2 separate regions of the Homo sapiens genome follow, and region 1 is linked to region 2. A link is an interaction called in ENCODE POLR2A ChIA-PET data of the cell type or tissue named here. Cell type or tissue: A673. All regions are shown on one strand.

What was found. ChIA-PET counts read pairs that join two places held together with the same protein. Peaks named below come from ENCODE experiments on the same cell type or tissue, not always from the same donor. Only the 100,000 strongest peaks of a DNase experiment are listed, where the experiment ranks them.
Region 1: POLR2A ChIA-PET joins it to region 2 with 15 read pairs; 5 of 35 experiments call an interaction of 5 or more read pairs at or near these places.

Annotation. Positions count from the first base shown.
Region 1 is chr20:17,955,687-17,958,186 of GRCh38, reverse strand. SNX5 (sorting nexin 5) reads left to right here. Exons shown (of 13, transcript NM_014426.4): 2 at 1,150-1,254. Among named protein-coding and RNA genes, the nearest start is that of SNORD17, 6.0 kb to the left of the region's middle. In A673, no CTCF peak of the experiment used is centred here; no DNase peak of the experiment used is centred here; H3K27ac peaks cover 314 bases.
Region 2 is chr20:17,497,938-17,500,437 of GRCh38, reverse strand. BFSP1 (beaded filament structural protein 1) reads left to right here. Exons shown (of 8, transcript NM_001195.5): 6 at 1,398-1,618. Among named protein-coding and RNA genes, the nearest start is that of BFSP1, 32 kb to the left of the region's middle. In A673, no CTCF peak of the experiment used is centred here; no DNase peak of the experiment used is centred here.

The DNA of each region.
Region 1 (2,500 bases), 460 kb before region 2:
TAAAAGGAATGGGGCAATGAGATGCTTACGCTATGAGTTCCTCGTGCCTTGTGTGTCAGGTTTTCAGATTGACCACCACCTTGTCTGCTTTAATGTACTTTTATTTAAGTCACTTTTCCCTAATAGCCCAGTTCCTATTAGTGCTGCCACTGTTCTCTCCTCTCTTTTTTTTTTTTTTTTTTTTGACGGGCAGAAATGGAGTTAGGTAGTTTTTTTCCTCTCAATTTCCAGCTCAGAAAATCAGTTAATTGAGTATTCAGAGTGATGCTCACACTTGTTGCTCATGTGTAACCACAGTGGGATTGTGCTAATTAAGTAAGGCCTTGGTTGGTTTTTCTAATTCACCCCTCCTGTCTAGATTCCTTGGCTATTTGAAACAGTCCCAGGTTTACTCTGAACTCTCCACCCAGGATCCTATTCCACATGACTGTTCTCTGTGCCATCTCCCCAGGTTTTCCTTTCAGATATTTGTGTGGCCTGGTTAATGCCTCTTGAATGTTCATTGTACTTTGGCATTTATGTAAGAATTCAAGATTTTGTTCTATTTAGTTCAGGCCTTAGTGTACAGTCAGGTATTTGGCCAAATGTATTGTACATGACATTATTGTAGCTGTTGTTTACATTACAGGAATACTTCGGATATACCAATGCATGTGAAGAATGGGTTTCCCCTCAGTTTCACATAAACTTAGAAATGTCTCAACTGACATTTCTTTTTCTTTTTTTTAATTTTTAATTCTTTTTTTTTTTTTTTGAGACAGTTTCGCTCTGTCGCCCAGGCTAGAGTGCAGTGGTGTGATCTCAGCTCACTGCAAGCTCCGCCTCCAGTGTTCAGGCCATTCTCCTGCCTCAGCCTCCCAAGTAGCTGGGACTACAGGTGCCCGCCACCACGCTTAGCTAATTTTTTGTATTTTTAGTAGAGACGGGGTTTCACCATGTTAGCCAGGATGGTCTCCATCTCCTGACCCTGTGAACCACCCGCCTTGGCCTCCCAAAGTGCTGGGATTACAGGGGTGAGCCGCCGCGCCCAGCTCAACTGACATTTCTAAATGATCTATGTATAAACTGCTTTTTAGTAACTACTCATTTTTGGAATAATTTTTTAGGGCCAAATGAGTTTGAAACTAATACGCAAAAAATGTATTTCAGCTGAGATCTGTATCTGTGGACCTGAATGTTGATCCCTCGCTTCAGATTGACATACCTGATGCGCTCAGTGAGAGAGACAAAGTCAAATTTACAGTGCACACAAAGGTAAGTAACATGCAGTGGTAATACATACAGTGCTAGGTTGCAGCCTTGTTATTCACAGTGGATGTGAGAAGAGATTCCCTGAGCTTGAAACAGTTGCTATTCGTAGGGTAGCACTATTAAGTGAGAACCTCCCTAATCTATCTCACAGTAAGCATCAGGTGAGTGCCATTGTGGCGGCAGCAGCATTCTGCTGTGGCAGAGCCCTGGGCTGTGGGCATTGTTTTTTTGTTTTTTTTTTTTTTTTTTTTTTTTTTTTTTTGGAGACAGTCTCATTGTGTTGCCCAGGCTGGAATGAAGTGGCACCATCTTGGCTCACTGCAGCCCCTGCCTCCCGGGTTCAAGCAATTCTCCTGCCTCAGCCACCAGAGTAGCTGGGATTACAGGCCTGAGCCACCACACTCGGCTCAAACTCCTGACCTCAGGTGATGCACGTGCCTCAGCTTCCCAAAGTGCTGGGATTCAAGGCGTGAGCCAGAGCCACCACACCGGGCCCCAGCTTTGTTTTTAATTTGCATCCAAGGGAAGTTTGTCTCTGTAGCTTGCTTTTTTTCAGCATTTACTAAATTGGGAAAGACCTTTCCCATGTGGTTTTTTCTTAACGCCTGGGCGGCTTGAATAGCACACTTCAGTTATTCCGGAGGTAGTGTAAAAAGACTGGTGACATAATTCTCTGCCTGAGCTTACCAGATCAAAGGAGGTAAAATCAGCATTCACTGGAGTGAAAAGGAAGGAAGCCAGGGACAATTTTTAGAACCATAGTAAGTTACAGCTAAGAGGTTTTTTTAAAATTTATTTTTCTTCTTTGTCATAAGTTGGGGGTGGGGGGTAAATTCAGACTTACAAAAATAGAATTTGGGGCTGGGTTGGGTGGCTCACACCTGTAATCCTAGCACTTCGGGAGGACAAGATGGGCAGATCGTTTGAGCCTGGGCAACATGGCAAAAACCTGTCTCTTCCAAAAATATAAAAATTAGCCGGATGTGGTAGCACACACCTGTAGTTCCAGCTACTCAGGAGGCTGAGGTGGGAGGATGGCTTAAGAGCCTGGAAGGCAGAGGTTGCAGTGAGCCAAGAAGCCAAGATCATTCCACTGCACTCCAGCCTGGGTGACAGCCAGACCCTGTCCCAAAAATGTATATAAACAAAAAAAAGTACACAGAAACAAAAAAATAGAATTAGGGTTGTGGCTTATTTCTTAGAACTGAACTTCTACCAGTAGATTCTGATGGGATATTCATTACAAGCT
Region 2 (2,500 bases):
GCGGTTGTCACAAGGCGACAGGAATTGTCCAGCTCCATTGTACTCTTATGGGACCACCATCCTATATGCAGTCCATTGTTGACTGCAGTACTGTTATGTGGCCCATGACTGAGCATTTGTGGGTCTTTGTGTATCATCACAACCTCTTACACTGAATATAAAACTATCTCTTTCTGTTTTCCTCCCTTAATTTTTACTTGCTCTGATTAATGTACTGTATTTCTCTGACATTATTTTATGTGTACACAAGGGCACACACATACACCTTAGCTACCAAAACATAAATGTAACTCTGCCGATCCAAACTCGGGAGAAAATCAAAGCTGAATGAGAACAAGGAAACTTTTCTCCCACTCAGTATTTCAATAAAGGTAGCATCTTATCTATTTAGTATGTGCTTCTTTTTACTTATTTTTTTGCTATCAGATTTATGCTTGTTCATTAAAGTCTGAAGAATGTACTTTATTTGAATTATACATATTATTCCACCGATAGCAAGTTTTTTTTCTTTTTCTTTTAGACAGAGTCTTGCTCTGTTGCCCAGGCTGGAGTGCAATGGTGTGGTCTTGGCTCACTGCAGCCTCTGCCTCCCAGGTTCAAGTGATTCTCCTGCCTCAGCCTCCCAAGTATCTGGGATTATGGCGTGTGCCACCACTCCCAGCTAATTTTTGTATTTTTAGTAGAGATGGGGTTTCACTATGTTGGCCAGGCTGGTCTCAAACTCCTGACCTCAAGTGATCTGCTAGCCTCGGCCTCCCAAAGTTCTGGGATTACAAGTGTGAGCCACCTGGCCTAGGTTTCGTTTTATTTTCTAGGTTTGTCTTCAGACTGCCTTTGGGGTGGGCCTCCTTATGGACTAATTGCAGAGGGTGCTGATATTAGTGCAAGAAGGGCTGGGTGCGGTGACTCGCACCTGTAATTCCAGCACTTTGGGAGGCTGAGGTGGGAGGATCACTTGAAGCCAGGAGTTTGAAACCAGCCTGGGCAACGAAGTGGGACCCTATCACTACCAAAAAAAAAAAAAAAAAAAAAAAGCCCAGCATGTTGGTGCTTGCCTGTAGTCACAGCTACTCAGGAGGCTGAGGTGGAAGCCTTTAGCCTGGGAGGTCGAGGATGCAGTGAGCCGAGATTGCACTCCTGCATTCCAGCCTGGTGACAAAGTGAGATCCTCTATCAAAAAAAAAAAAAAAAAAAATTGTGTAAGGACACAGGAGCTCAGTTTTCACATTGCTTTTTAGCTTAAGGATTCCAAAGTGATTCATTGCTAATCTCGAATGGACAGAGAAACACACAAACAACATAAAACATTCACCGAGTCCAGGTTCCTTTTCCTGGTGAGGTCTGTCTCTTAGAGAAGAAGGGGGATGGATTTTCTTACAGCGTGTCCTTGCCCACAGACAACAACTCTGGAACAAGCTATTAAAAGTGCCCATGAGTGTTATGACGATGAGATTCAGCTTTATAACGAGCAGATTGAGACACTGCGCAAGGAGATTGAGGAGACAGAGCGGGTCCTGGAGAAGTCTTCTTACGACTGCCGGCAGCTGGCGGTCGCCCAGCAAACCCTGAAGAATGAGCTGGACCGGTATCATCGTATCATCGAGATTGAAGGCAACAGGTGAGCGTGTGCCCTCCCCATCCAGGCCACTTATTCCTTCCACAACTCTTTATTGAGTGCCTATTGTGTGCCAGGCACAGTTATAGGCAGTGGGCATGTGTCAGGGAAGGAAACAGAACAATTCCTGACCCCATGGGTGTTGGATAACTAGTAGGGGAGACAGAGGATGAAGGTACGACCAGTGCTGAGGAGGAAGTTCCCGCAGGGAGGAGGGTGGTGGCAATAGGGGTGATGGGGGAATGCTTGCAGTTTTAAGTAGGGTGGTCAGAAAAGGCCTCACTGAGAAGCCTGTGTTTTGCTCATAGGCCTCTGGGGACATAAGTGTCCCAGCAGGTGGGATGCCCAGGAGTATTTAATGAGGTGCTGCAGGTGAGCTACGTGGCACGGAGCCTGGCACTTGAGGGCACTCAGAGGTGTTGGTGATGCTCCTGCTGCCATCCTCACAATTCTTAGCACCTTGCTGAGTCAGTCTGTGGCTGTGACTATGTGGCTGTCTGGTCTTCTCCATAATGGAGCTGTGAGTCGATCCCTACTCACTTTAAGAAAGCTGGGAAATTCTCTCTTTCTCTCCAGCTATGCTGGTATTCATAGCTACGGTGATTTCCAGAGAACGGGTTGGGAATTAATTTGTGATTCTTCACTTCAGTCTTGCTAAATTCCTGGGTTTCGACTGAATGAAAAGAGAAGCCCCCCACAACTGAGGTCCCCACCAGGAGCAGCTCTTCCCTTCGCGCTGGGTGCTCTCTCTTGGCTGTGAGCACTCGAATGCTTGGCAGGAGAAGCAGGATTTTATTTTTCTTTCTCCAGTGCTGGTCGGTGTATCTGGCATGATTCCACATTATATTTATGTCACAGTGAACACTATGCACACATCTGCAAGAA